Linked DNA regions of Mus musculus: all the other regions are linked to region 3. A link is a loop called in an ENCODE intact Hi-C map of the cell type or tissue named here. Cell type or tissue: heart. All regions are shown on one strand. Region 1 has its middle 14 kb from the start of Gm46898. Region 2 has its middle 28 kb from the start of Gm13212. Region 3 holds the start of Zfp978 (zinc finger protein 978). Region 4 holds the start of Zfp982 (zinc finger protein 982).

Region 1 (8,000 bases), 300 kb before region 3:
ATGGCTTTAGGCAACATCTGTGAAAGGATTGCCCCCAAAGAGGTCGTGACCAACAGGTTGATAACCACTGCTATAACATGTAGTAAACACAATCTCACATCAGACATTCTGACTCTCTGGATTTTACAAGCTTTCCAATTTTTGTTTCATGATAATCTTTTAACCTTAGGTATATAGGCTGGTTGTAGACTTGGAACTCTATAGTCAGCTGTGAGGAAAGAATATTCTTAGCAGACTCTGGGTCCCCATGAACATTGTAGGGGAGGAATGATGAGACTGCTGAACATAAGCAAAAGATAATATTATCTTTTTGCAAGCAGAAGAGGTGTAGTTTTTAAAATTAGTGTGTGTGTATGTGTTACTTATATTTTTAGTTATTTTTAACAGCAACTGGATTGGAATCAGTGTGCATTTAGGAAGAGTGGCTGAAAGTTTGGTCTCTTCTGTTTGAAGAGAGAAAAGAAACTATAACTAGAAATATAATTGGCATAAATATCATTTAATCTTTAAGATTAGAATCTTGACTTTACCAAATAAAGCGTTTGAGAGTCATGAATTCAGATAGCCATTGGGAAAATGTACATGTTGGTGAAGTCAAACATTGTACCCTGCTGGTGTTTTGTGAAGACTTTTAAATGATTTTTAAAAAAATCAAATTGAAATGTCTTTGGTAATTATACTTTAGAGAAGTGAGAAGGTTTTCGGGTTTCCTGCCAGTGCGAGCTGAAGAAAAGGGAACTCCAGGGACTCTTTGGACATTTCCTTTTGTGTCCCTGCTACTGGCTGTGCCTCAGGAAAAAGCAAAGAGCTTCTGGCCAAGGAGGCAGCAACCGTGAGAAAGCTAAGCCCACCTTCAGTGACCCACCAGCATCGTTCAAGCCCAACTTATCTTCCTGATTTCATGGAACTTGCAATCATATTTTGCATTTAACGGGCACATACTGCAACAACTTGGGACTTGTTATCAAACTTACTTCTATACAAACTCCTCCACTCTACCAAATTTAAATACGATTGGTGAAACAAGCGTAGCTACAAATTTAACCTATCAAAGCTGCAGAAGAAAACAGACATTGTTTTCTTTTCTGTTCTTTGAGCTAAACCTTTATTTTAAAGAGTCTGGAGTCAATTTAAAAATCTCAAAGTATAAGCAACAGAAACCAAAGTTACTCGGCATCATTAGAACCCAATTCTCCCTCCATAGCTAGTCCTGGATACACCATCACACTGGAAAGGCAAGATTCTGATCTAAAATTACTTCTCATGATGGGGAGAGAGGACTTTAAGAAGGACATAGATAACTCCCTTAAAGAAATACAGGAGAACATGGGTAAACAGCTAGAAGCCCTTAAAGAGGAAACACAAAAATCCCTTAAAGAATTACAGAAAAACACAACCAAACACACGAAGGAAATGAACAAAACCATCCAGGATCTAAAAATGAAAATAGAAAAATAAAGAAAGCACAAAGGGGAGACAACCCTGGAGTTAGAAAACCTAGGAAAGAGATCAGGTGTCATAGATGCAAGCATCACCAACAGAATGCAAGAGATAGAAGAGAGAATCTCAGGTGCAGAAGATACCATAGAAAACATTGACACAACAGTCAGAGACAATGCAAAATGCAAACAGCTCCTAACCCAAAACATCCAGGAAATCCAGGACACAATGAGAAGACTAAACCTAAGGATAATAAGTATAGAAGAGAGGGAAGATTCCCAACTAAAAGAGCCAATAAGTATCTTCAATAAAATTATAGAAGAAAAGTTTTCTAACCTAAAGAAAGAGATGCCGATGAACATACAAGAAGCCTACAGAACTCCAAATAGATTGGACCAGAAAAGAAGTTCCTCCTGTCACATAATAATTAAAACATCAAATGCATAAAACAAAGAAAGAATATTAAAACTTGTAAGGGAAAAAGGTCAAGTAACAAATAAAGGCAGACCTTACAGAAAAGAAAGAGCAAAATTAAGGATGTGGAAAGAAACAAATGATACACATACTGACCAATTCTGTGGAAAGACTGTGGGCCACAGGGTATTTGTGTTTCCAGTACCATAGTGTTCTTGCATAATAAAATAAAGTGAAAATAAAAATAAAGTAAAAGTGTAAGCAAAGCTAGTTTACTCAAGCAAATGGCAAGTGTTCTCATGCAGTGGGGGCAGGAGAGTGGGGAAGGTAGAGGAGGAGAGGGAGAAGGAGAAGATGAGAGAATATAGCAGTACAGCTTTGCCACAGATAACTTAAGGGCAAAACAGTAACTTCTGGTATTTGCTATTTTCACTAATTATACATGCCTTTTTGCCTGGGTTTTAAGAAGACTGAAAGGGTTGCCTGCGTTTCTGCCTTGGTGATAAGTCCTTTATTTCTGAAACATGTCTGTTCTGAAAATCTAAACACTGCTCATAAGTGACACCGTGTGAAGGTCTTCAAATGTTTAAAATGTTAAATCACATACAAACTAAATATCCTCTGCTTGAAATAAAAAATATGTATTAGCTACTTCTCTTATATGGTGAAAAAATACTTTAACAAAGGAAACTAGGAAGAAAGGGTTTATTTGTCTCTGAGCTTGAGGGCATATTGCACTATAGAGAGGCAATTCTGGCAGCCGGGACATTTGACCGCAGTTCACACTGCATCTGCATCCAGGAAGCAGAAAGAGATGGGTGCTGATGCCTAGCTTGCTTTCTCCTTATTCAGGCGAGAGAGAGAGACAGAGAGAGAGAGAGACAGAGACAGACAGACAGACAGACAGAGACAGACAGTCAGAGACAGACAGAGGAATAGAGACACAGAAAGAGAATGAGAATGTTTTGGCTAATTAAAAGATAAAAAATTTAATAGAAATACTTAAATAGAAAAATCATTTTCGAGTCTTGAGATAACTCAGCCAGTAGAGGCAAACAATCACAGGACTTGCAATCTGAGTTTGATCTGTGGATCTCACAAGGTGGAAGGAGGAGAATCTATACCTTAGAGTTGTCCTCTGACCTACAGAAGTGCCAGGCAGGACCCTCCCTCACCCCCCACCACTCCAAAGGGGTCTGGACATATGGGTTTTAATGTACTTAGCATGGAAGGCTTATCTAAAACTAAGACAAGTTCAGAAGAATTGCCATAGAAGACAAAAACCAAAGCTGTTAGAATTTAAAGAATACTTCAGGCTAGTTTTGGAAGCCCTACCTACTTTTCTGAATGCAACAATTCTCTTATTTGAAACATTGTCTCATTATATCAAAGGGAAACATGAAGTGTGCAGTAAAGATAGTTAGGGAGGTGGAGTAAAGAGGAGAGGGTTTCCCCACCATCAAGGTGAAGGCCAGTTTGTCCACTTTCTCCTGTTTTCATTTTAATTATAGGAATTAGAGCTTTGGAGCCGAAGAGATGGCCGAGCCACTAAAGACTAGGTTCACAAACAAAAATATAAGAAGTTGGAGATTTGTATGGAGAGAAGAACACATGTCCTAGTTTATGTGGCAAATTCTCACTTACACACTTCCCCTCTCCAATATAAATAGTGCCTCCTTCCACTACTTGAAGATTATCTCAGCTACAGATGAAAACTAAAAGTACCCAAATACATACAAGCAGCACTTATTGGATATTTGTTTCAGAAGTGTGTGTTTGTGCGCTTGTGTGTATGTGTGTGTTTATTTCATGAAGTTGAGGGGAAAATGTGCTGGGGGTGAGTTCTCAAGGGGCTGGAGGGGGGCCCAGTAGAGTATGTATATACTCAACCTATATTGTATACACATATGAAGAGAAGAAAAATCATTTGCTTGACTCTGGCACCCTCTGGTGATTAAAGCATGAAACATCTTTACACAAACAAGTTTTCCTAAAAGCATTAGGACATTCACATTCTGATATTGCTTATTCCTAGAGGGGAAAGTAACACAAACTATTAACATTCCAAATTGGACCATCTAACAGTCCTCACTGAACCTCAGCTTTGAATTCCACATCCTTAAACGTTGTCACTATCGGAGTCTCACCACCACTGCCATCTTTGACACTGTCCAGCATGCCTTTTGTCTCAGATCTCAGTAACTCAGTACACAGATGACCTTCCCAACACTCTTCCCTGCTTCTGCAAAGTTCTCCCAGGTAATGTCTTGGGGGTTGCCACCCCAATTTCTCTCCCTTTCAAGTCACCATTAGTAACCCAATTCTTCCTCGAGACCCCTCAAGAAGCTGCACACCACTCCCTCACTGTGCTGCATCCTATGTGGTCTTCTTTAGTTCTCATGTTCCCACGCCTGCTGAAAGTCCACAATCTTTTGTTGTATTCACACCTCTGAGAGCACCTAAACTCCCTCTTTTACCTAGGCAGACTCTAGACAAAACCCACTAACTCTAACTTCTCTATTTTTTTTCCATCCTGCATGAAACTGGGGAAAACATAAAAAATAATGACTCATCTGATTTTAAATTCAGGGTCAAGAATTCTGATGTCTCATTGGTATCCAGCTGATACTGTATGGTGGCTAGCCTCAGCCTTTTGCAGTCTCTCTCTCTCTCTCTCTCTCTGGGGGGGGAGGGAGGGGGAAGAGGGAGAAAGAGAAATTCTTGCTATGTGTCACACCACTCCTGTCATTGTCCTTATTTTTCTATTTCAATAGTCATCTGATTCATTCATTCATTCATTCATTCATTCATTCTCCCAATCATATTCGCCCTCCCCCCATGCACATGTGTGTATCATTCTCGAGTGATAATATCATTTCCTGCTTTACTGAGAAAATTGAAGCAAAGGGGAACTTTGAGATTACTGGCAGTGCCCACCTTATTGTAATGAGAGGAGCAGTCTACCTTTCTAAGTAAAGACCAGAGCAGCTGCTTTGTATCAAATTCCATTTCTTTCCTTGCTCAGTGACAGCCCTTTCCTCTTTCTCCTCTGTGTCATCTTATAAATATGAAGTCTTCCGGATCACTTGGCACAGCATAAACATGCTGGTATTTATTTACCCCATCTCCAGTCGTTCTCTCTTTTTTTTTATTTTCAGTTTTTTCAGTCCTTCTCTTAATCCCACATTTCCTTCCAATTGTTCTATTGCTCTGAACTCTTTTACAACAACACTCTTCAAAAATCCCCTCAAATTCCATCAGCTCTCTAGTCTTGTCCTTGGGTTCTCTTTCAAACCCACTCTACTCAAACAAAGAGATTAGTAATAAATTGCTGACTTAAATGTGAGATGGTTTTGTAGGCAGCAATAGATAGATATCTGGACTAACGATCAGAGACAGTAACTTGGCCTCCTCCAGAGGGAGCGATCTCATCCTAAAACCATGCTGCTTTAGGAGCTGTCCACTTAGGAAGAGCTGGGGATGTGTGGCTCCTGGGGGTTGTAATCATCAAAGCTAAGTATGGCCTCTCGTATCTGTAATCCCACCACTAAGGAGGCTGAGTCAGATGAACAGCAAACAGCAAGTTTAAGGCCAGCCTTAGAATCCCAATCACCCAAAGAAATTAAATCAAAGTCATTGATGAGAGCACAATTCCCAAGGAATTAGACCCCAAGGATTTAGAATATAGCATGTTGGTGGAATAATGAAGGTGGCAGTAACAGTTTGAAAAGGATAGCTAATAACATTCTAGAGTCTGCAATTGAAAAATCAGAAAATCTCTAAGAAAATTTTGACAAAAGATAGCAACATTTACAGAAATAATGGGCCCATTATGTTCAGCTAGGGGATGGGGCATGTCCATCTTCAACTTGACTCTCTGGGATAATACTTCCATCAGTACATTAAAAATTCACTGATGAGAGTCAGCAGGTGGCATAGAAGCTAAAGACACTTGCTGTTAAGCACAACGACCAAAGATCAATCACTAGGACCCATATGGTGGAAGGGGAGAATCAACTTCTCCAAGTTGTTCTCTGACCTCTACACACGCTCTATAGTATCATTGCATGAACCCCTAACCAAATAAATGTTTAAAAATGAATAGACTGGAACTAGAGAACTGGCTTAGCTGTTAAGAGTGCTTGCTGTGTAATCATGAAAGTCAGAGTTTGAATTGTAGCATCTATGTTACAAGTTGGACGTCTCATGTATGCCTGTAACCCCCACTCTGAGACGGGCCAGAGACAAGAGAATGACTGGGGATTGCATCCATCCTACCAAGGAAATGAGTTTCACATTCAGGCAGAGGCCCTGGCTCAAAGAAGTAGGCACAGGGTAATAAAGGTGGGTATGTTGACTCTCTCTTCTGGCCTTCATGTATGTAGACAAATGTGTGTACTTACAATAAGAATGCATACACTTGGACAGACACATATATACATACATACATACATACATACATACATACATACATACATACATACACACACACACATACATACATACATACATATTTTAAAACTGGTAGCTATGGCTCACATCTAATAAATGCTTTGGTGAGCCAGACACAAAGAAGACATAATAATAGATGACTTAGATCTGAAGAACTCTGTAGGTCAGACAGAATGGTAGGTGTGATTGACATGGAAATGGATACCCTAACCTCAGGGCGACAGCAGTGACCTCAAAGGCCAGCAGGTACAGCTTCACTGTTAGAGAGAATGTGGTACAATTTCCAGGGTAAGCTAGAGGGATGAGAGGTAACCAGACTTCTCTGACCCGTTGTTGTACTCTATGGCAAGAGCACAATAATCATGGGACTGAGATCTTCATGACATACACAGGGAAGCAGAAACTTAGGGGGCCAAAGCATGCCTTACGCCCAATACTCAGCACTAAGTCCATGCAGAGGCTGAGAGCCCTCTGAGGAGCATATATTGGAAGTTTTTCGTTTTTATTTTTCTATAGTGATTCTTTTTATTTTTCAATTTTGAACACACACACATATAAAATATACTTTTTTATCTTTCTCCTCATTATCCTCCTTTACTCCCACTCTCCACTAAATTTTGTCTTCCCCCTTCTGGTTATTTTTGTGTGTATGTGTGTGTGTGTGCGTGCACGCGTGTGTGGTGTATATGTGTCCCATTGTATTTAATTAGGATTGCTTGCATGGCGGGGAGGGGATTATAAACAGATACAAATGGAACCTGAGTCTTAGATTATAATTATTATGTTTAAAAAGTGTGTTTTATTTAAGAATCTTACATAAGAAGCACAATTGATCCTGGTTGAGAACTACTGATAGAAACAAGTATTTATCAATAGTTACATGTGGTGAGCCTTAGTAAATGTCAATTCTCAGGGTATATTAGCTCATCAGCAGGGTGTAGGTCAGTAGGAAGACATCCTCACAACCCTGGTTCAAGTACAGCAGCACCACCCCTCACAGAGCCATAAGGAAAATACTGATTTAAGAAACCGCTCTCCAGGATTCTGATTTAATAGGATTAGGATAATGTCTGTGGATTTGCAATTAATACCCAGTAATAATCACCATAAGTTTGTCAATTAGTGCTGGTCTAGAAATACACTTTGGATAATGCTGCCCCAACGAGATCTACTCTGGGCGACTCTTGGTCAAGGAAAGAGTCCACACTTACAGGGGTTATTAGATATGGCCTCTAAAATTGTCCACCTGACCTGAACTATTCAAAGACTGAGCCTTGCAGAGGAGTATGTAGGTTGCAGGCCTTGCAGAGTGGCAGCTGTGATGGGAGCGAGCATTAAACGGGGTTCTCTTGAACATGCCCTTCTACTCCCAAGAACACAGAAACAATGCAAGTATGAACCCCAAATCCAAAAGTCCCAAAACTGAAGTATTCCATAGTCTGAAACATTTGGAGTAATAAAATGTTGAATATTGTACAAGTGGCCTTCTGTGACACATCACAGTAAAAATGCAGGTACAGTTACCTGCAGACTGTACTGCAAAGTGTATGTGAATAAGGAAGTGTGAACACGTTTTGCACTTAGATTTGGGTCTGACATAAGACTTTAAGGAATACATGCACACATTCTCAAGTCTGAATCACTTATGGCCCCAACTATTTTGGATCAAGGGATGCTCAGCCTGTACTGTGTCC
Region 2 (8,000 bases), 1.6 Mb after region 3:
GTGTGAATAAATTTCAGTAAAAGAACACTCTGAAATTGAGAACCACGGTCAATTTGGCCAAAAGTTTGGGAAAAAATATCCTAGTCTATGCACCTACGAACATGGTTTGCTTCACTATAAAACTGACTGAGTGTGAATGGCCTGTGAATATCATGGAGCCAAAGAAAGAGAAGATGAGTGAAATGCACAGAATGTAGGTGAGAGTGTGGTTACTGGTTTTCCAAATGGAAGGTGCTGGGTGATTCACAAAAATCCCAAGAATCAGACCTCTGAAGGCAGGGAAACATAGATTTCACAGGTAATAGCCATTCTCAAATGGTCTCCATAGGCCAGAGATGTCACAGGTGTATCGACTCAGTAGTAATCTATGCTCTGTGATGGTGTACCAGGCCTCTGAACACTTCACACACTAATATACATGCCATAGAGAAAAGAAAGTATCATCACAGGGAGTGGTGGCCCATGCCTGTAATCCCAACACTTGGGAGGCAGAGGCAGGTGAATTTCTGAGTTCAAGGTCAACCTGGTCTACAGAGTGAGTTCCAGGATTGCCAAGGCTACATAGAGAAACCCTATCTCAAAAAAACAAACAACAACAAAAAAACCAAAAACAAAACAGAAAAAAAGAAGGAGGAGGAGGAAGAGCAGCAGCAGCAGCAGGAGGAGGAGGAGGAGAAAAGTATCATCATTGTAGCTTCCACAGTCACAGGACCCTTTCAGACACAGGTGGGAGATGCTTTTCAACATCCACATCCTTTGCAGCTGAGGGTGTAACTGAAGTCACTGTGGTACAGCAACAATTCTAATTCAAAATGTCCATCCTCTTCACTGATTAAAAACTAAAGACGTATATGTATAAATTTTATTTACCTATGTGTAAATGTTGCTATGTTATTAATGTTGCTAGAAAAACACATTTCTTTGAATATTTTGGATAATTGAATGGGGTATGCCTTCCAGTCAATCACAGTTCTACTGACTCTGGAAGACGAATAGCTCATTGCTGTCAAAGTAGAACACCTGAAGATCTATGGCCTGTTTGAAAAGATTTGCCAAAACTGTCTGGTCAATATACCAAGCCAGCTCACGAGAACCTGGGGCAGAAAGTGGACATTTTTGTGTCAGGACATCTGGACATACAGAAGTGTAATCTTGCAATAAACAAAAATTAGTTGTGAAATGGGGTGAGGCAGAGCATGGTTCAGATAGACAGGTTGAAAGCAGGAAGAGGGAGGATTAATTGTTGGGTGGTGGACCACAAACTAATTCAGAGCACCCATAGAAAAGAATCCATAAGATCCTGGCAGCCCAGGAAAAATAATCTATGTCAGCTTCCTGTGCAGAACATGAAAGCCAGGATCCTCCAGCACCATCACAAGACACTTGCTAAGAAGGTGTGTGACTGCTTTTGAAAGCTCAGTTTAATGAAGAATGGATTCCTGTTTCCTATCGATATAATTTCAGTGGAGCACAGGCCGTATGCTAGCCAGTCAGGACAGGAAGGATCAATGGGAACAGGTGTTTGAGATCTGGTCTTGATACTGTTGCTAGTATTAGAGACTGTGATGTACAGTAGCTAACATCAGTAGTGATAAGGTTGTTGTGACATTTGTGTGGTTACGGAGTTTAACAATTTCCTTTCCCCTTTCATAGGTACCATTGGATACCTGGAGGGAGTGAAGAATCTGAGACACGGGGAAAGCCCTGCAGCTGTTGTTCTAGCATTCCCACAGCAACTGAGGCAACTTACTCTAGATGTGGAACTCAGTTCTGACTTCTCTGTTTTTAGAGAGACAGCTGATAATTTATATCAGCTGTTCATTACTTTGATGAAAGATAGATAGATAAATAGATAGATAGATAGATAGATAGATAGATAGATATTCATCCATATTAAAATGTTCAGACAAATAGATGTACCTAGAAAAAAATTATCTATGAAGGTAAGCCAGACACAGGTGGAGAAATATGGAATATATTCACTTATGTGTGGATATTAGCCAATGCTAAAATAATGAACTGGATAAGCCCATTGTATTTAGAGATATTAAGTATAGAAGAGTTGACTTCAGAGCACACAGTGGCACACAGTGGCACACAGATTCCCTGGTGCAGGTAAATAAAATAGATTTCATGGATCGACTGGAGGCAGATGGAGATGTGAATGGGAAAATGAGGTAGAAAGTAGGAGGGAAGTTAAGGTTGAAGAAGAAAATGCTGAGAGACAGTTGGAAATTAGAGGGGTATTTGAGTGATGATATGGAAGCCTATAGTGGTATATACTTCCTAAATGCTATAAAGACAATCAATATTCAGTGACCTACTAATGGGGGTGAAGCAGTCCCAACTGACATGGTATTTGCTTCAAATGAGCTTTCTAGTACACTACCTGAGTTTTATTCAATTGAGTTGTTGGCTAAGTGGGTCCCTTAGATCCCTAAGCAACCTAGGCAGTTGCTAAGATAACTCTTTGCTCTGTTAAAATTGAGAGCAGTTCTCTATTACCAAGCATATCATTCAGAGAACTCACTGGACACAGAGAAGGTGAACCTTCCTGCCTATATAATATTTTCTTTGGTATGTGAAGTTGCTAAACAGGCTAACAAAAGAGAAATGTGAAAAGCAACCTAGCCTCAAAACCTTTGGCTAAAATCTTGTCTACCTGCCAGATATGCTAGGGGAATGATGGCACAAACCATGTAAGAAAAGCTAACCAATGTCTCTTTTGACGTAAATCCTACTCTGTAAGCTGAAACTCATAACCAATTCTGCATGAGTAGCTAGGAACCACACAGTAGATAAAATAAACACCCAGGGGAAAAACAAACACTACCACTCAAGGAAAAATATCAACGATGTGATCCCCAATGATATTCTGTTATACTCAAGACCAGTGTCTTATTCTGTCACCATCCAAGAAGCTTCCTCCTGCATCAGACAGGAAGAGATGCAGAAACCTACCCACAGATGTTAAGTAAAGACAAGAGTCCTTGTCACAGACCTTTAAATCAAACCTACCCCAAAATAGGTCAGGCAACTGCATGTGAGAAAGAATGAAATAGCCAGATGTGTTAGAGGACCCAAGGAGAAAAGGCTATCTGAATCAAATGAACCAGGTTCATGTGAATTTACAGAGAAAAAAGCAATAAACACAGGGCCTGTATAGGTTTGTGCCTGGTCCTCTGGCATATATTATAACCTCTAAGCACCACCAGCCCAAGAAACAGGTAACTTCTTGGAATGCTGCAGGTTGCAAGTCTTAGGAAAATGATAAATCCTCATAGCCTATACAACCCCCTGTAGCATGTGACCCAAGTCCATCTCTTAGTCAGGATGTAATATCTAATAAAGCTTACCCACATGGTGGAATTCATTTTTCTCTGGCGATTCTCTGGTTTAACAGAACCAACAATATATCTTCTCTTCAGCCATACTTTGCAGCAATCTTGTCTTTGTTTTTCATTCAAACCTAAGGTGTAACATTAATACTTAATCCTATGAAGACACATTTTGAATGCTGTATTTACATCAAAACCTGCATATACCTCAGTGTAAAATTAATGGAGATTGTAACTTTACTCAGTAAATGTTAATATTTACAGCCATTTGATGGTGCTTTATAACCTACATTTTCTAATTCGGTGAAATCTGCAATGGTCCCTCATATAACTAATATCTACAAAGCTCTTTTGGAATGTCTATTCAGTCCCCTGTTAAAAGGGAAATGAAGTAGCAAACAGAGAAACAGGGGAGTTAAGAAACATGGGAGAATTTGAGTTCAAGGAGCTTTATTGAGGCTTTATCAAAGAGAACTCCTGTGTACAAACTACAGAGGCTGCCAAGGATCGAAGAGGTTATTTAGAAAAATATTCTGGCAAGTATACAATTAATTCAAGCATCACCAAAACCCCCAGGTTCATAGAATCTCAAACTTCCTAAAAATGGTAAGATACCCACAACAGAATTGTGAGTGTGGCAGGAGAAACTGCACCCCTGCTCCACACCCCTGCTCTGCTCCTGCCCATTTCCCATCCCAACAGCTCCACTGACCTTGAAGGTGAAAGCTGCTGAATGTTCTGGGAGTAAGGCACAGCAGCTGCAGCTTAAGGAGGTACCTCAAATACTCTCCCAATACAACTTCCTGAACACTAGGCATCTGAGATACATTGTCTTTTAAATATGAAGGACAAGCCCCCTTTTAAAACCTGTGGAACAGATATTTTACAATTTTCAGAACCCCAACTTTCAGAATTACAAGTCTTACTTCAGATTAGAAATTATCTTTTCTCTACTGGACATGTGCAAGGTCATTCTGTGCTTCCTGATCAGATATATGAAGGTAAGGATTAGTTTAATTTCTTTTTTTTGGGGGGGGGGGTTTCAAGACAGGGTTTCTCTGTATAGCCCTGGCTGTCCTGGAACTCACTCTGTAGACGAGGCTGGCCTCAAACTCAGAAATCCACCTGCCTCTGCCTCCCTAGTGCTGGGATTAAAGGCGTGCGCCACCATGCCTGGCTTAGTTTAATTTCTTAACAAAAGCTTGTTGCTTTTCCTATGAAGATAACATAGCAAGATCTTACATTACAAATCACCACTGCACTCAGAAAACTGCTCCTGCATTCCTGCAAATCTGTTAGCTCAGCTTGGGTATTTAACCCCTGATGAGCCTATATCCCTGGGATTTAAAACAGACAAATGTTACACATGTCCTGTCTTTGGGAAAGTTTGCTTTTATTCCTGTATGTATATATGCTGAATTCTCATTGTTATTTATACCTTTGCCTAACCTGGGGAAACCTTCAAAGATATGATACAGTATTTGTTTTATTAGTTTATAATGCCAAGGCCTCAAAATCAGAAAATACTTAAAAGGCATATTAAACTTAAAAGGCGTATTAAAATTGGTGTTTGACTCTTAGTTTCTCATATTCCACTGACATCTCCTATAATTCACAGGGACAGGCTATTGTAGAATGAGCTCATCAAACCTTAAAAGATATAGACATCTAAATTACAAAGTAGGGCTGGTGAGATGGCTCAGTGGGTAAGAGCACCCGACTGCTCTTCCGAAGGTCTGGAGTTCAAATCCCAGCAACCACATAGTGGCTCACAACCATCTGTAACAAGATCTGATGCCCTCTTCTGGAGTGTCTGAAGACAGCTACAGTGTACTTACATATAATAAATAAATAAATCTTTTTAAAAAAGTAAAATTATAATTATTGATCTCCTTATAATACTTTATATAACAATAAATAAGTCAATTTTTTAAACTTTTCTAGCCCCTAATAAAATAAAGACCTATTAACAGGATAATAAAAATGACTGATGTTTTTCTGGGAGAAGATCTGTTTATATATTTACAGGACTCTGCAGAGAATTTGTATGTACATGAAGAACAACTTGTCCTCAAGGAGATTAAAATCACAACTTAATATTCAGTGAAAACCTATACATCAAAATTAGGATAAAGTAAAGTTTAAAGTATGAAATAAAAATATAAGCAGAAAAAAAATCTCACATGCTCTCTCAATTTATATCCACCCATCAAGGATGCACTCGCCTTGCAGAGTCACAGCTGGATAACAGAGTGTTAGGGCTCCATCCTCTCAGATGAGGTCATGCTTCCATCCCACCTCAGTGTCCTCTATGACCATTGGGCTAAATGTCCCTTTTTTGTGTGTACACAGCAGTCTCCTCTGTGGTGGCTAGCTGGTAGCCTGAGGCTCCTGGCCTACTTGCTCATGCAATGGCTGTTGGCTGACACCACAGATCTCCTGCCCAGGTATCTGCTGTGTGAATGATAGGGTTGCTCTTATTCTCTGTCTCAGAAAGCACCTCTGAATAATAACTTAGTAAAATCATTCTCTTTTTCTGCTTCCCTATCTCTGACTCATTTGCCCTTTGTAAGTCATCCACCTCTTTTGGGTTAAAAGGAGGATGGAGAAACATAGGGAGGAAGAGGTAGGAGAGGAGAAGGAAGTAAAGGAGGAAGAGGAGGGGAGGAGGAGGAGGAGGTTGTAGGCAAGGAGCAGGGACCCTGAGTACCACCTTCTCATATTACAGAGAGTGAGTTAGAGTAGCTGTCACCAGCATTTCCAGTCTGGGGACACTAAGGTGAAGAGCAAGCAGGTCAGATTTGCAAATGGAACCTGACCTCTTGCTCTGTAACCAAAGTGACTGTAGGAGGTCACCAAGGTGTGGGAGGTAAAGGTGTGGGTGGTAAAGACATGAGAGATATAGGAGTGGAAGTTGTGGGAGGTTTTGGTGTGGGAGGTGTAGGTATGGGAGCTGTGGGAAGTGGAGTTGTGTTCCTTCTGCAGTAGCTGAAATTGCATCTTAAAGGGCAGCTGCCTACTCTGTCATGTCATACTGCCTTGTCTGATTCAAGGATAGTGGCATTTGTTGCTCCAGAAGGGAGCATCAGAGAAGTTCACAGATGGAGGTTCCAGCCAGTCATACCAGCTCCCTACATGGGAGACAGAGACAGGAACACCCACCCTCCAGGAGTTCACACAGTAACACATGTGTTAGTCAGGGTCCTTTAGGAGAGGATCTGAGACAGAATACATATCATAAGGAAGACTGGTTGCATTGACTTCCATGATATGGACCCAGTGGTTCCTCTATCCATGAGCTGGATGACTTAGCAGTTCCAATATGGTGTTGAAGGCCTTGGGCATTCCTGGAGAGTCTCTGGGCTTCAGCCCATATTGAAAGGCTGAAGAAACTGGGCTTCTCAAAGAAATGAGACAGGCACACTTACCAGCAAGGAATGAAGGTAGGCAAACAAATAGCAGTGTATTTTCCTTTAACTTCTGTCTCCTCTGGGAATCTTCACCCACCCTAGAAACACCTCTATAGACCCACACAGAGGTTTGTCTCATAGTTAATTTCAGATCCAACCAACTAGACAATCAGAATTAGCCTTCATGCTGTGCTGAGCCCCCTGCAAGTCCAGAAGAAAGCTCCAGGCATGTAGCCTTTAGGAATCCTCACTTGCCCTGGGGTGGGGTTTTCTATGCTGAAGCAGCTTTTGAGTCACTGCTCTGCCAAGTAACCCCACACACTCCCTGATCCACTGAGTCATACCTTGGTGGGAGGGTGTCTTTGGTCTGTGGTGGTACTCTCTGTGGGCTGTCTAGACATTGTTCACCTCTCCCCAGGAGTCACCCAGTAGCAGAGATGACTTCATGGCACCTTTGTCCCATCTGTAGGAACCTTTGTCCCACCTGTAGGGCCCATCTGTAGGGACCTTTGTCCCATATGTAGGGACCTTCGTCCCATCTGTTGGTCGGTAGTGAAATTGTTACCCTCTTGTCGTGAACCACCCATCTGATTCAGAGACCTCTGGGTCATTTCTCTGGTTTTGGTTGTCCCAGTGGAAGTGGACAAAGATGTCTTTGGGTTTGTAGATGATGATGTTTTCTGAAACGCGTGCTTTCTGTTTGCAGCTGTCCTCTCAGGCCTTAAGGACCGGAGGACTGTGGTCCGCAGACTTACTAAGAGGACCTACAGGCTGCCACCCTGGGGGATGCCCTGGGAAGTTGGGAGAGCCAGGGCTGTCTGGTAGTTTCCGGAGATCGATCAGAGGGACCGAGTTCTGTTGTTGAAGCTGGCCTGCTTGTGGAGGACACAAAAGGGTCACGTGTGTCTAGATCTGTTGGTTTTTGTTTTGTGGTCTTTTTTGTGTGTGTTTTGTTTTTTTGTTTTTCGAGCCAGGGTTTCTCTATATAGCCCTGGATGTCCTGGAATTCACTTTGTAGACCAGGCTGGCCTCGAACTCAGAAATCCGCCTGCCTCTGCCTCCCAAGTGCTGGGATTAAAGGCGGGCGCCACCATGGCCGGCTGTTTTGTGTGTTTTTTTATATGTGTTTAGAGCTATGTGAAAATCTAGAGAAGCGAAGGTAATTCTCATAGGTGCTTGTGTGTGCTAGAGATGATTTACACATGAGAGAACGGGTTTGAAAAAGCAGTACTTTCTGACTATCTGGCGATAA
Region 3 (8,000 bases):
TGTAAGGTCCAGGAAAATTCCCCATCTATTACAAGGTAAGATGTTTTATATAATACATTGTCACACGTACAGTTCTGCCAATGCATAGGAAAGCACCATGGAGCAAGACTCCATGGAGTCCTGCTGGATGTAGTCTTAGTAAGATGTTCACAAAACAAAACAAAAAATAAATTTTTTTTAAGTACCAGCTTATAAGTGTATGAAGGTGTTTCAAATGAAATCTCTGAATTCTGAAAGAGATGGAGTTCCAGTTGATCTTGTCTTTTCCACTGTGTTACATCAAGAAAGTTGCTAGCCAAAGTGGTTTCATAAAAATATCCAAAGACTGCTGGCCACTGACAACAAAAGGGGTTGCTTTTAACAAACTGACAATAAGTCTTCATTGCTAAAGACAGGGCTGACACAAAACACTGTATATGAAAAGGGCAAACTGGTGCCTGCAAGAACATTGACTCTTATGTTCCATTGTCCTCTTTATGGAAGGTGCTTTGAAAGGTACACAAAGTGAAATATATACACAGAACCAACCAAAAAGACGTTGATCTATAATTTTTCCTTTCAGCAAAATATGCTTAGGGCAATGATGTCATGAATTTACTGGGAATAACCAATCAATGTCTAATTTGACTTAAATACCAAAAGCACTCTGGTAAAATGTTATATATCTATATACACAAGGGTGCTTGGTCATGAGTGTACTGGGAGTGTTTGTGGACACACCAGTGTTATAAGTAATGAAAAGGTTTCTATATACTATAAAGCATAAAACTTTCATTGGAGCAGTCTCCCAGCTATCATTTAGATTTAAGACAATTCAAGCCTATGACCTCATACATAGATACCTCTTAACCTCTCTCCCGCTCCGTTCTCATCTATCTGTTATCTTCTCTGTCTCCCACTAAATCTCCATCTGCATTCTCCTCTCTACATCTCTTTTAATATCCAGAAATTCGGCCCTCCAATTCTTGTCCCAGGAATTGGATGTCAGGTTTTTTCTTACAAGCAATCATGTGTGAAACATCACCAGAACTTCTCTGGATTGCCTCAAGGCTTAGAGAGCTGCTTGCCATTCAAGTATCTCAGCAGGGGTGGGAGGAGTATTTACAAATGTAAAGCTGGTGATGGGCCATAGAAATGACAATATCAAGATCCTGCTAGCACTCAGTTCTCTGCCAATAAAAATTTGAAAATACAGACACACCCACTGAAAAGGTTAGGAAATCCACCTCAATACACTTGGAGAATCCAAGCAGGACAGAAGAGGCAATTGGGGCCCACAGGTTGGAATGTCACTTTGATGTAGAGTAGTCTGACCTCAAATCAAGAGGAATACACCTGCCACAGTGTTCTGATTGCTGGGATTATGCTAGCAGCATTTGCAAGTTTCATGTCTATAGAGTCAAGCAATGTAATCACACTTTGTATATCTCAACAACATATTTTATATTCTAGAAAACATCTTTTGACTGTCTTTCCATTTACACTAACACAACATTAACATCCTATGAACCAGAAACAACCATAAAATATATTTTTCTGTAGAGGGCAAAAGGAAATTATGGTCAAGAATAAGCACTAAGTTAACCAGGGATGTAAAACCACAGCGCTTTCTCTTCAGTGCAAGAGAAGTACACTTTTTTTTTTTTTAACCAGAAGTAAAGGAATGGATGTAGTAAGCAGCTTGGTGACCTGTGGTAGATGTAGTGCCAAACCAAACCTGAAAGTCCCAGACTATTAAGTTGTCCCAGACAATCATCCTAGATCATTGTTTCTCCATCAGTACAAACCATCCTTGGGGGATATAGGACATGTACTTTACAGCTTGGTGTCCTCTACACTGTATGCTTGATCCTCCTCTAGGCTCTTTAGTTTTAGAATCCAACTTTAAAGAAAGACTCACATGTACTTTGCAAAAAACCTTTGAGGTAGCCACACATTTATTTGCATTGTATACATACAATTGAGACAACTATTACCAAAAAATTTCTTTCCAAAATTATACTGTGCTTACTTGTTCCTAAAATAAACAACCCTGAGATCAGAATCTTGAAGTTTCACTCAGCATTGGCAACTGAGTCTACCGGGAAAACTTATAGTTTACTTCCCAGTTTTAATAACTCAGAAACTCCTTAGTTTACTCAAATTCAGAACATAAAATCCAGGCAATCTCCAACCAGAGCTATTTCCAATTCTGAAAATCCTTCCGCCACACCCACCCCAAAAAATTAAACTATGAAAAGCCTGCCTCCCACTCATTTCTCTTGGGCTTCTCACCTGAACAGAGGCAGCCTCCCTGTAGTGTTTTCCCAATAAATTTCTTGTGTGTGGTTAATTGTTCCATGGGACATTGTGGTATATCATGGCTTCTGACTGTCAGGAGACCTTTTACTTCAGAACTGTTCACATATTCACTGGGAAAGATTTTCCCTGAGTGCTGCTAGAATTTCATTGGCAATAACACACAAAACACCCACAACCAGTGTAGAAATATTTATAGAGTGGTATTGAACTAGATTTCTTTTGGTCTCATGGATTGTTATTCTACCAGACCTAGTGTTTGCAGAGACCACCATGCTTGTATCACTTAACCAGTAAACATCAATCATAGTCTTTCATTCTGACTAATAAACTCAGTTTTGAGCACAAAATTTCTTCCCTTTGGAATTTTAGCTTTTTGATGTCTTTCATTTATAATGACCTATAGAGGATATACTTTACCAGAAGCCAGCAAAATGTTTCACAGAAAAATGCAGAAAAGACCAGAAATTTGAGACTATAATTTGTGAGATACAAGTACTAATGCCTACACATGAACTATTAATGATGATGTTCATGCTGTGAATAAATTTCAGTAAAAGAACACTCTGAGCCAGGCATGTTGGCGCACGCCTTTTAATCCCAGCACTCAGGAGGCAGAGGCAGGCAGATTTCTGAGTTTGAGGCCAGCCTGGTCTACAAAGTAAGGTCCAGGACAGCCAGGGCTATAAAGAGAAACCCTGTCTCAAAACAAACAAACAAACAAACAAAAAACAAAACCACTGTGAAATCCAGAACCAAGATCTACTTGGCCAAAAGTTTAGGGAAAAAAAAAAAATCCCAGTCTATGAACCTATGAACATGGTTTGCCTCACGATAAAAATGACTGAGTTTGAATGGCCTGTGAATATCATGAAGCCAAGGAAAGAGAAGATGAGAGAAATGGGCAGAATGCAGATGAGAGGGTGCCTACTGGCTTTCCAGATGGAAGGTGCTGGGTGATTCACAAAAATCCCAAGAATCATACCTCTGAAGGCAGGGAAACATAGACGCATATAGGCAAGATCCATTCTCAAAGGGTCTCCATAGGCCAGAGATGTCAAAGGTGTATGGATGCAATAGTAATCTAAGCTCTGTGATGGTGTGCCAATCCTCTGAACACTTCACGCACTAATAAACATGTGATGGAGAAAAGACATTATCACCGCTGGGAATGGTGGCCCATGACTTCAATCCCAGCACTTGGGAGGCAGAGGCAGGGGAATTTCTGAGTCCGAGGCCAGCCTGGTCTACAAAGTGAGTTCCAGGACAGCCAGGGCTATACAGAGAAACCCTGACTCAAAAAAACAACAACAACAACAACAAAAAAAAAAAAACCAAAGAAACAAACAAATAAAAAAAAGAACAACAAAACAACAAAAAGAAAGTATCATCATTGCAGCTTCCACAATCACAGGTCACTTTCAAACACTGGAACCCATAGAAGAAGGACTGTTTTGTTGAGCAGAGATGAAAGTGAAGCAGAGGCCAGCTCCCTGTGGTGCCAACTGCTCTGTGTCAAGTCGCAGTTTTGCTAACATCACTGACATGAGGGTGGGCAGAGCAGACTGCTCTTCTGAGGCCTCCTTTGCTGCACTGCCATCTAAACCATACAGAGGCGGTTCTACTTGAAGCAGTAAGGGATTGGATAAGGAATGTTGATATGAGGATCATGCATCTGGTGGAACACTTCTGCCAGGGCTGGTTCCTGGCCAGCTTCCCCCAGCAAACTCAAAGGAATCACTAAGTTTATGTCCCCCTAGAAGTGCCTTTCCCTTGGCTAGTGTCATATGGCTCAGCTTTCCTTTTCCGATTTCGCTGGTCATTCTGCTTTTTCTCAGGAGTCTCTACTTCTTTATCACTCAAGGACCCCACGCTGCACAAACTCTGGTTAGAAGACACACTGTTGAGTGGTCCCTTACTTACACCAACTCCAGTGAACCTGGCCTCTAGTAATTCCTGCCTTCGTGGGTCCAGGCTATGCAGTTCTTCCATCATTTCTGCCACCGCTGCCGCTCCACTCTCCTCTCGGGCGGGGCCCCGACCCGACCCGGCTGCTGACCGCTCCGCTCTCCCCTTGGGCAGGCCCGGGGCGGAGCCAGGGCCTCTCCTGAGCGCAGCAACCCCTTTCCCCCGCCCCTCCCCCCCTTGCAGCCGCCGCCCCGCCGGGCTCCACAACAGGGCGGGCTGGGGAGGGGGACTACGGAGGCCACAGATCCCCGAGCTCGCGTATGGAGCCAGGAGGCTGACGCGGGCCCGAGCACCGGAGGCCGCCGGGGGGCCGCGGGGCCGGCCTCCTGGAGCCGGACAATGGCCAAGGGAGGCGCAGAAGGGTCTGGGTCGGGCCGAGAAGTGGGGGCCCGCTCGGCTGGGGGCCACTCGGGTGCGGCACGGAGGGCGGGGTCGGAACCGCTAGTGCCCAGGACCCGCCTCCGGCCCCTTAATCAGGATCGGTTCCTCAAGTGAGCTTTCTAGTAAGCTACCTGAGTTGGCTAAGTGGGTCCCCTTAGTAAGCTACTCCTTAATATTTCTGTTTCTCAGGGGGAGGGTATAGGGGGCTTTTGAGATAGCATTGGAAATGTAAATGGGGAAAATATCTAATAAAAATATTAAAAAAATATTTCTGTTTCTCTAAGTCTGTCAGATGACTCTGGGCAATAAGCTGAATACCAATGCTCCAACATGTTGAAGTAAGGGACTGTCCAAGTGATCCGTGATCTCTGTAAATTGACTAAGTTTTGGAAGCTGTGTTAGGCTTTCTTTATATTTTCAGTTAATATCAGTCATTCTTGGATTTCTGATGGGGTTGAAAAACTGCAGTCTACTAGCCAACCCAGGTTTTTTACTTTGAGAGGAACAGTTCTGAGAGGATGGTTTTAAGATGGCATTCAATATAAAGCCAAGATATATCCAGATGTAGAATTATAAGTCTTTTAAGTAAAGATCCATGACAGAGGTTCTGTTTAATTAACAAAGATGGTGGACTGGGTGTTAGGTCTCTAGTACTTTATAAATTACAAAATAATAATAGTTATGTTCAATTATATCTGAGATAAAATAGTCTTTTAATTGGACAGAAAGGAGGAAATGTTATGAATAGCCCCAGAGCTAATTATATTTGATGTTAATTCCATTCTCCTGTGAGTGGTTGTGAACAAGGAATGAGTCTGCACTCAGGTGATTTCTTGTAAACCAGCTCCCCACCTAAATTTGTAAAATACAGGAGAGCTGATAACTGAGCAGATAAAGGGAAGGTGGATCAGAAGGTGGCAGGAGACTGTCCCTTGATACTAGCTGGGGGCAAATGAGTTGGCTTCAAGGGAGTCATGAGAGCAGCAGAGCTGATTGTGATCCTCACCTTTCTAGCAGCTGAGACAGCAGGCCCTGCATCTCACAGCACAGTAGAGCTGTCCCTGCATATGGGGCTTGCAAGTGAGGTAATCCCAATGGCATGAGCACAGCAGAGCTGGGTCTTCCTCATGGGTGCACTGTTGTACCTCTGTTGAGAATTCTGTTTAGCTCTGTATCACATTTTAAAAATTGGGTTATTTGGTTTGTTGGTGGCCGACTTCTTGAGTACTTTATATATTTTGGATAGTAACCCACTGTCATATGTAGGGTTGGTGAAGGTCTTTCCCATTCTGTTATCTGTTGTTTTGTCTTATTTACAATATATTTGCCTTACAGAAGCCTTTCAGCTTGAAAGGTTCCCACTTATTAATAGTTTGTCTTACAGCCTTGAGCCATTGGTGTTCTGTTCAGAAAGTTGTCTCCTATACCCATGAGTTTAAGACTATTCCCCACATTCTTTTCCCTTAGACTTAGTGTATTCAGCTTTATATTAAGGTCTTTGATTCCCTTGGATTTGAATTTTGTGCATGGTGGCAGATATGTATCTATTTACATTCTTCCAAATGCTGACATTCAATTAAGTCAGCACCATTTTTTGAAGATACTTTCTTTTTCCATTGTCTGGGTTTGACATTTTTGTCAAAAGCAAGTCCTTTTCATCCTCCATCTTATACCCATCAGAATGGCTAAGATAAAAAAAGTTAGAATATGCTGCTGAGGATGTGGAGCAAGGGGAACAACTCTTTCATTGTTGGTGCAAGTGAAAATTTATTCAACCACTTGGAAAATCAATTGTGTGTGTGTGTGTGTGTGTGTGTGTGTGTTTGCAGAAAAACGGAAGAAGTTCTACCTAAAGACCCAGCTATACCACTAATGGGCATATACCCAAATGATGCTCCAATATCCCACAAAACACTTGCTACACTATGATCATAGAAGCTTTATTCATAATAGGCAGAAACTGAAAAGATGTCTCTCACTGAAGAGTAGATAAGGAGAATGTGGTACATTTACACAATGGAATACTATTCAGCTACTAATAACCAAGACATCACGAATTTTGCAGGTAAATGGATATAACTTGAGAATATCGTCCTGAGTGAGCTAACTTAGTCCAAAAACAACATGGATGACATATACTCACTTAAAAGTGGATATTAGCCAAAAAATACAAGTAAAATGTTACATTCCATAGACCCAGAGAAACTAAACAAGAAGGAAGGACCAAGGGAAGAAGTTTGAATCTCACTTAGAAGGAGGGATAAAATAGTCATATGAGGAAGATGGAGGAAGGGAGCTGGGATGGAGAGGGGTTGGGGAGGGCAATTCATAATCAGGTGTTCGGAAAGACAGAAGAGATGGCCAGATGTCCATGAAAATGAATGGAAATCTGCACCTGACTATGGTGAGGAGGTGTGGGGCATGTTCAGGATGAGACAGAGACTATAAGGAAGTATAAGGAAGCCCCCAAGAATCAGTGGAGGTGACTTTAGCTGTGACTCACTTCTTTGGGGATATGATTTCTTAAGAGGCCATCTCCTGTAGCCAGAAAGGAGCCTCTAGGGTGTTCTGAAGACCTTGGAGGTGAGAGAATCTCAAAAATCAAAGGGAGAGACCTTAGATGAAATACTGTACAGTGGGTAGAGGAAACTCAAAGAGTCCATCTCCAGTAGAAAAACAGCATCAAGTGGACAGACGGGATTGCCATCCAACAGTCAAAGATTCTGACCCAAAATAGTTTCTGTAAAAGAACAGAAGAGACAAAAATAGAGAAGAGACTGAAGGAAAGGAGGTGCAATGACCAGCCAGAATTGGGATCTATCAAATGAAACATGGCTAATGAAAAAGTAATGCACTTCCAAGTGGAATTGTATTTATCTACAAAGAAAACTGAAATGAGAAAATTGGCAAGAAAATGTATGGAACTATCAGAAAATTTATACTAAGTGACAAATATCAATGGCATGTGTCCATTCTCAAAAGTAAATCCTAATGGTTACATTTGAATGCTTTATTGTTAAGAATTGTTTTTGCCATTCTGGATTTTTCACCTTTCCAAATGATTTTGAGAACTGCTCTTTCCATATATTTGAAGAAATGTGTTAGGATTTTGATGGGGATTACATTGAATCTATAGATTGCCTTTGGTGGGATGGCCATTTTTACTATGTAAATTCTGCCAATCCATGAACATCAGAGATCTTTCAATTTTCTGAGATATTCTTCAATTTCTTTCTCCTTTCTTGTATTTATTCTTTTTTTATTAGATATTTTCTTTATTTACATTTTAAATGTTATCTCCTTTCCTAGTTCCCCCTGTGAAAATCCCCTATCCCTTTCCCCCGCGCCCTGCT
Region 4 (8,000 bases), 320 kb before region 3:
AAACACTGTATATGAAAAGGTCAAACTGGTGCCAAGAACATTGACTCTTATGTTCCAGTGTCCTCCTTATGGAAGGTGCTTTGAAACGTACACAAGGTGAAATATATACACAGAACCAACCAAAATAGACGTTGATCTATAATTTTTCCTTCCAGCAAAATAGGCTTAGGGCAATGATGTCATGAATTTACTGGGAATAACCAATCAATGTCTAATTTGACTTAAATACCAAAAGCACTCTGGTTAAATGTTATATATCTATATACACAAGTGTGTGTGGACATGAGTATACTGGGAGTGTTTGTGGACACACCAGTGTTATAAATAGTTAAAAAGGTTTCTATATAGTGTAAAGCATAAAACTTTCATTGGAGCAGTCTCCCAGCTATCATTTAGAATTAAGACAATTCAAGCCTATGACCTCATACATAGATACCTCTTAACCTCTCTCCTGCGTCGTTCTCATCTATCTGTTATCTTCTCTGTCTCCCACTAAATCTCCTACATCTGCATTCTCCTCTCTACATCTCTTTTAATATCCAGAAATTCCACCCTCCAATTCTTGTCCCAGGAATTGGATGTCAGGTTTTTTTCTTAGAAGCAATCAGGTGTAAAACATCACCAGAACTTCTCTGGATTGCCTCAAGGCTTAGAGAGCTGCTTGCCATTCAAGTATCTCAGCAGGGGTGGGAGGAGTATTTACAAATGTAAAGCTGGTGAAGGGCCATAGAAATGACAATATCAAGATCCTGCTAGTTCTCTGCCAATAAAAATTTGAAAATACAGACACACCCACTGAAAAGGTTAGGAAATTCACCTCCATACATGTGGAGAATCCAAGCAGGCCAGAAGAGGAAATTGGGGACCACAGGTTGGAATGTCACTTTGATGTAGAGTAGTCTGACCTCAAATGAAGAGGAATACACCTGCCACAATGTTCTGATTGCTGGGATTATGCCAGCAGCACTTGCAAGTTTTATGTCTATAGAGTCAAGCAATGTAATCACACTTTGTATATCTCCACAACATAATTTATATTCTAGAAAACATCTTTTGACTGTCTTTCCATTTACACTAACACAACATTAACATCCTACGAACCAGAAACAACCATAAAATATATTTTTTCTGTAGAGGGCAAAAGGAAATTATGGTCAAGAATAAGCTCTAAGTTAACCAGGGATGTAAAACCACAGCGTTTTCTCTTCAGTGCAAGAGAAGTACACTTTTTTTTTAAACCAGAAGTAAAAGAATGGATGTAGTAAGCAGTTTGGTGACCTGTGGTAGATTGTAGTGGCAGACCACACCTGGAAGTCCCAGACTATTAAATTGTCCCAGACAATCATCCTAGATCATTGTTTCTCCATCAGTACAAACCATACTTGGGGGATATAGGACATGTACCTTACAGCTTGGTGTCGTTTACACAGTATGCTTGATCCTCCTCTAGGCTCTTTAGTTTCAGAATCCAACTTTAAAGAAAGACTCAGCCGGGCATGGTGGCACACGCCTTTAATCCCAGCACTTGGGAGGCAGAGGCAGGCGGATTTCTGAGTTTGAGGCCAGCCTGGTCTACAAAGTAAGGTCCAAGATAGCCAGGGCTATAAAGAGAAACCCTGTCTCAAAAAACAAAACAAAACTACAACAACAAAAAACAAAAAACAAAAACAAAAAACAAAACCACTCTGAAATCCAGAACCAAGATCTACTTGGCCAAAAGTTTAGGGAAAAAAATCCCAGTCTATGAACCTATGAACATGGTTTGCCTCACGATAAAAATAACTGAGTTTGAATGGCCTGTGAATATTATGAAGCCAAGGAAAGAGAAGATGAGAGAAATGGGCAGAATGTAGATGAGAGAGTGCTTACTGGCTTTCCAGATGGAAGGTGCTGGGTGAGTCACAAAAATCCCAAGAATCAGACCTCTGAAGGCAGGGAAACATAGATGCATATAGGCCAGATCCATTCTCAAAGGGTCTCCATAGGCCAGAGATGTCAAAGGTGTATGGATGCAATAGTAATCTATGCTCTGTGATGGTGTGCCAATCCTCTGAACACTTCACGCACTAATAAACATGTGATGGAGAAAAGACATTATCACCGCTGGGAATGGTGGCCCACGCCTTCAATCCCAGCACTTGGGAGGCAGAGGCAGGGGAATTTATGAGTCCAAGGCCAGCCTGGTCTACAAAGTGAATTCCAGGACAGCCAGGGCTATACAGAGAAACCCTGTCTCAAAAAAACAAAAAAAACCCAAAGAAACAAACAAACAAAAAAAAACCAAACAAACAAACAAAGAACAACAAAACAACAACAAAAAGACAGTATCCTCATTGCAGCTTCCACAATCACAGGTCACTTTCAAACACTGGAACCCATAGAAGAAGGACTGTTTTGTTGAGCAGAGATGAAAGTGAAGCAGAGGCCAGCTCCCTGTGGTGCCAACTGCTCTGTGTCAAGTCGCAGTTTTGCTAACATCACTGACATGAGGGTGGGCAGAGCAGACTGCTCTTCTGAGGCCTCCTTTGCTGCACTGCCATCTAAACCATACAGAGGCGGTTCTACTCGAAGCGGTAAGGGATTGGATAAGGAATGTTGCCGTGAGGATCATGCATCTGGTGGAACACTTCTGCCAGGGCTGGTTCCTGGCCCGCTTCCCCCAGCAAACTCAAAGGAATCACTAAGTTTATGTCCCCCTAGAAGTGCCTTTCCCTTGCTAGTGTCATATGGCTCAGCTTTCCTTTTCCGATTTCGCAGGTCATTCTGCTTTTTCTCAGGAGTCTCTACTTCTTTATCACTCAAGGACCCCACGCTGCACAAACTCTGGTTGGAAGACACACTGTTGAGTGGTCCCTTACTTACACCAACTCCAGTGAACCTGGCCTCTAGTAATTCCTGCCTTCGTGGGTCCAGGCTATGCAGTTCTTCCATCTTTTCTGCCGCCGCTGCCGCTTCACTCTCCTCTCGGGAGGGGCCCCGACCCGACCCGGCTGCTGACCGCTCCGCTCTCCCCCTGTGCAGGCCCGGGGCGGAGCCGGGGCCTCTCCTGAGCGCCGCAAACCCGGCCCTGGCAGTCGCCGCCCCGCCGGGCTCCACAACAAGGCGGGCTGGGGAGAGGGGTCACGGAGGCCACAGATTCCCCGAGCTCGCGTATGTAGCCAGGAGGCTGATGCGTGCTCGGGCACCGGCGGCTGCCAGGGGGCGCGGGGCCGGCCTCCTGGAGCCGGACAAAGGCCAAGGGAGGCGCAGAAGGGTCTGGGTCGGGCCGAGAAGTGGGGGCCCGCTCGACTGGGGGCCACTCGGGTGCGGCGCGGAGGGCGGGGTGCGGGGTCGAAACCGTTAGTGCCCAGGACCCGCCTCCGGCCCCTTAATCCAGATCCACTCCTCAAGTGAGCTTTCTAGTAAGCTACCTGAGTTGGCTAAGTGGGTCCCCTTAGTAAGCTACTCCTTAATATTTCTGTTTCTCGGGGGGAGGGTATGGGGGACTTTTGAGATAGCATTGGAAATGAAAATGGGGAAAATATCTAATAAAAAATATTAAAAAATATTTCTGTTTCTCTAAGTCTGTCAGATGACCCCGGGGCAATAAGCTGAATACCAGTGCTCCAACATGTTGAAGTAAGGGACTGTCCAAGTGATCCGTGATCTCTGTAAATTGGCTAAGTTTTGGAAGCTGTGTTAGGCTTTCTTTATATTTTCAGTTAATATCAGTCATTCTTGGATTTCTGATGGGGTTGAAAAACTGCGTAGTCTCCTAGCCAACCCAGGTTTTTTTCTTTGAGAGGAACAGTTCTGAGAGGATGGTTTTAAGATGGCATTCAATATAAAGCCAAGATATATGCAGATGTAGAATTATAAGTCTTTTAAGTAAAGATACATGACAGAGGTTCTGTTTAATTAACAAAGATGATGGACTGGGTGTTAGGTCTCTAGTACTTTATAAATTACAAAATAATAATAGTTATGTTCAATTATATCTGAGATAAAATAGTCTTTTAATTGGACAGAAAGGAGGAAATGTTATGAATAGCCCCAGAGCTAATTATATTTGATGTTAATTCCATTCTCCTGTGATTTGTGAACAAGGAATGAGTCTGACTCAGGTGATTTCTTGTAAACCAGCTCCCCACCTAAATTTGTAAAATAAAGGAGAGCTGATAACTGGGCAGATAAAGGGAAGGTGGATCAGAAGGTGGCAGGAGACTGTCCCTTGATACTAGCTGGGGGCAGATGAGTTGGCTTCAAGGGAGTCATGAGAGCAGCAGAGCTGATTGTGATCCTCACCTTCCTAGCAGCTGAGACAGCAGGCCCTGCATCTCACAGCACAGTAGAGCTGTCCCTGCATATGGGGCTTGCAAGTGACGTAATCTCAATGGCATGAGCACAGCAGAGCTGGGTCTTCCTCGTGGGTGCACTGTTGTACCTCTGTTGAGAATTCTGTTTAGCTCTGTATCACATTTTTAAAATTGATTATTTGGTTTGTTGGTGGCTGACTTCTCGGGTACTTTATATATTTTGGATAGTAGCCCACTGTCATATGTAGGGTTGGTGAAGGTCTTTTCCCATTCTGTTATCTGTTGTTTTGTCTTATTTACAATATATTTGCCTTACAGAAGCCTTTCAGCTTCAAAGGTTCCCACTTATTAATAGTTTGTCTTACAACCTGAGCCATTGGTGTTCTGTTCAGAAAGTTGTCTCCTATACCCATGAGTTCAAGATTATTCCCCACGTTCTTTTCCATTAGACTTAGTGTATCCAGCTTTATATTAAGGTCTTTGATCCCCTTGGATTTGAATTTTGTGCATGGTGGCAGATATGTATCTATTTACATTCTTCTACATGCTGACATTCAATTAAGTCAGCACCATTTTTTGAAGATACTTTCTTTTTCCATTGTTTGGGTTTGACATTTTTGTCAAAAGCAAGTCCTTTTCAGGCTCCATCTTACACCCATCAGAATTGCTAAGATAAAAAAAAGTTAGAATATGCTGCTGAGGATGTGGAGCAAGGGGAACAACTCTTTCATTGCTGGTGGCAGTGAAACTTATTCAACCACTTGGAAAAATAAATTGTGTGTGTGTGTGTGTGTGTGTGTGTGTTCGCAGAAAAACGGAAGAAGTTCTACCTAAAGACCCAGCTATACCACTAATGAGCATATACCCAAATGATGCTCCAATATCCCACAAAACACTTGCTACACTATGTTCATAGAAGCCTTATTCATAATAGGCAGAAACTGGAAAGATGTCTCTCACTGAAGAGTAGATAAGGAGAATGTGGTACATCTACACAATGGAATTCTATTCAGCTATTAATACCAAGACATCACGAATTTTGCAGGTAAATGGATGTAACTTGAGAATATCATCCTGAGTGAGGTAACTTAGTCCAAAAACAACATGGATGACATGTACTCACTTAAAAGTGGATATTAGCCAAAAAATACAGGTAAGATGTTACATTCCATAAAACCAAAGAAACTAAACAAGAAGGAATGACCAAGGGAAGAAGTTTGAATCTCACTTAGAAGGAGGAATAAAATAGTCATAAGAGGAAGATGGAGGAAGGGTGCTGGGATGGAGAGGGGTTGGGGAGGGCAATTCATAATCAGGTGTTCGGAAAGACAGAAGAGATGGCCAGATGTCCATGAAAATGAATGGAAATCTGCAACTGACTATGGTGAGGAGGTGTGGGGCATGTTCAGGATGAGACAGAGACCTAGTATAAGGAAGGCCCCCAAGAATCAGTGGAGGTGACTTTAGCTGTGACTCACTTCTTTGGGGATATGATTTCTTAAGAGGCCATCTCCTGTAGCCAGAAAGGAGCCTCTAGGGTATTCTGAAGACCTTGGAGGTGAGAGAATCTCAAAAATCAAAGGGAGAGACCTTAGATGAAATACTGTACAATGGGTAGAGGAAACTCAAATAGTCCATCTCCAGTAAAAAGACAGCATCAAGTGGACAGACGGGATTGCCATCCAACAGTCAAAGATTCTGACCCAAAGTAGTTTCTGTAAAAGAACAGAAGAGACAAAAATAGAGAAGAGAGTGAGGGAAAGGAGGTGCAATGACCAGCCAGAATTGGGATCTATCAAATGAAACATGGCTTATGAAAAAGTAATGCACTTCCAAGTGGAATTGTATTTAGCTACAAAGAAAACTGAAATGAGAAAATTGGCAAGAAAATGTATGGAACTATCAGAAAATTTATACTAAGTGACAAATATCAATGGCATGTGTCCATTCTCAAAAGTAAATCCTAATGGTTACATTTGAATGATTTATTGTTAAGAATCGTTTTTGCCATTCTGGATTTTTCACCTTTCCAAATGATTTTGAGAACTGCTCTTTCCATACATTTGAAGGAATGTGTTAGGATTTTGATGGGGATTACATTGAATCTATAGATTGCCTTTGGTAGGATAGCCATTTTTACTATGTTAATTCTGCCAATCCATGAACATCAGAGATCTCTCAATTTTCTGAGATATTCTTCAATTTCTTTCTCCTTTTTTGTATTTATTCTTTTTTATTAGATATTTTCTTTATTTACATTTTAAATGTTATCTCCTTTCCTAGTTCCCCCTGCGAAAATCCCCTATCCCTTTCCCCCTCCCCCTGCTCCCCAACCCACCCACTCCCATTCCTGGCCCTGGTATTCCCCTATACTAGGGCATAGAACCTTCAATTTCTTTCTTGAGAGACTTGAAGTTACTGTCATACAGGTCTTTCATTTGTTTGGTTAGAGTTTCTGCAAGATAATTTATATTATTTGTAGCTATTGTGAAAGGAGTTGTTCCCCTAATTTCTTTCTCAGTCTGTTTATCATTTGTATAAAGGAAGGCTACTGATTTATTTGAGTTAATTTTATACACAGCCACTTTGCTGAAGTGAGTTATCAGCTGGGGGAGTTCTCTGATATAAATGTTGGGGTCGCTTATGTATACTATCATATCATATGCCATTAGTGATAACCTTATTTCTTCTTTGTCAATTTGTATTCTCTTGATCTCTTTTTGTTGTGTTATTATTCTAGCTAACACGTCAAATACTATATTGAATAGGTATGGGGAGAGTGGACATCTATATCTTATCCCCAATTTCAGTGGGTTTGCTTCAAGTATGTCTCTATTTAATTTGATATTGGCTGTTGGTTTACAGTAAATTGCTTTTACTCTGTTTAGGTATGGGCCTTGAATTCCTGATATCTCCCATACTTTTAACATGAAGGGGTATTGTATTTTGTCAAATGCTTTTTCTGCATATAAGGAGATGATAATGTGATTTTTTTTCTTTGAGTTTGTTTACATAGTGGATTACATTGATGGATTTTCGTATATTGAAACAACCTTGCATCCCTGGGATGAAGCCTACATGATCATGTTGAATGATGGTTTTGATATGTTCTTGGATTCAGTTGCAAGAATTTTATTGAGTATTTTTGCATTGATAATCATAAGCAAGATTGTTATAAAGTTCTCTTTTTTAGTTAGGTCCTTGTGTGGTTTACGTGTCAGAGTAATTGTGGCTTCATAAAATGAGTTAGGTAGTGTTCCTTCTCTTTCTGATTTATGAAATAGTTTGAGAAAATTGGTATCAGGTCTTCTTTGAAGGTCTAATAGAATTTTGTACTGAATCCATCTAACCCTGGGCTTTTTTGGGGTGGGAGGATTTTAATGACTTGTATTTCCTTGTGCAGTATGGGCCTGTTTAGATAGTTTACCTGCCCTTGATTTAACTTTGGTATGTGTCATCTGTCTAGAACACCACCCATTTCATCTAGATTTTCTAGTTTTGGTGAGTATAGGCTTTTATAATAGGATCTGAAGATTTTTTTTTGAATTGCCTCCATTTCTGTTATGTCTCCCTTTTCATTTCTGATTTTGGTAATTTGGATACTGCCTCTGGGGTGGGAGGATTTTAATAACTTCTTCTATTTCCTTGTGCAGTATGGGCCTGTTTAGATAGTTTGGCTAGGGATTTATCAATCTTGTTGATTCT

What was found. A loop is a pair of places that touch in the nucleus more often than their neighbours do. Peaks named below come from ENCODE experiments on the same cell type or tissue, not always from the same donor. Only the 100,000 strongest peaks of a DNase experiment are listed, where the experiment ranks them.
Region 1: a loop joins it to region 3, with 2.9 times the contacts of the local background. A loop is called at or near these places in 27 of 42 quality-filtered maps.
Region 2: it touches region 3 in a loop (8-fold over the local background); 12 of 42 quality-filtered maps call a loop at or near these places.
Region 4: a loop joins it to region 3, with 25 times the contacts of the local background. A loop is called at or near these places in 26 of 42 quality-filtered maps.

The regions. Positions count from the first base shown.
Region 1 is chr4:147,421,924-147,429,923 of GRCm38, reverse strand. No RefSeq gene overlaps it. Among named protein-coding and RNA genes, the nearest start is that of Gm46898, 14 kb to the right of the region's middle. In heart, a CTCF peak has its summit at 3,794 (motif pointing left); DNase peaks (open chromatin) are centred at 4,153, 6,143 and 6,553.
Region 2 is chr4:145,552,915-145,560,914 of GRCm38, reverse strand. It overlaps the pseudogene Gm21978. Among named protein-coding and RNA genes, the nearest start is that of Gm13212, 28 kb to the left of the region's middle. In heart, no CTCF peak of the experiment used is centred here; no DNase peak of the experiment used is centred here.
Region 3 is chr4:147,121,549-147,129,548 of GRCm38, reverse strand. Zfp978 (zinc finger protein 978) reads right to left here and starts at 4,667. Exons shown (of 5, transcript NM_001378742.1): 1 at 4,222-4,667. It also overlaps the pseudogene Vmn2r-ps18. In heart, no CTCF peak of the experiment used is centred here; DNase peaks (open chromatin) are centred at 4,508 and 4,598; H3K4me3 peaks cover 815 bases; H3K27ac peaks cover 588 bases.
Region 4 is chr4:147,438,402-147,446,401 of GRCm38, reverse strand. It overlaps Zfp982 (zinc finger protein 982), which reads right to left and starts at 3,288. Exons shown (of 5, transcript NM_001371348.1): 1 at 2,863-3,288. It also overlaps the pseudogene Gm13161 and the pseudogene Vmn2r-ps19. In heart, no CTCF peak of the experiment used is centred here; DNase peaks (open chromatin) are centred at 2,651 and 3,051; H3K4me3 peaks cover 778 bases; H3K27ac peaks cover 621 bases.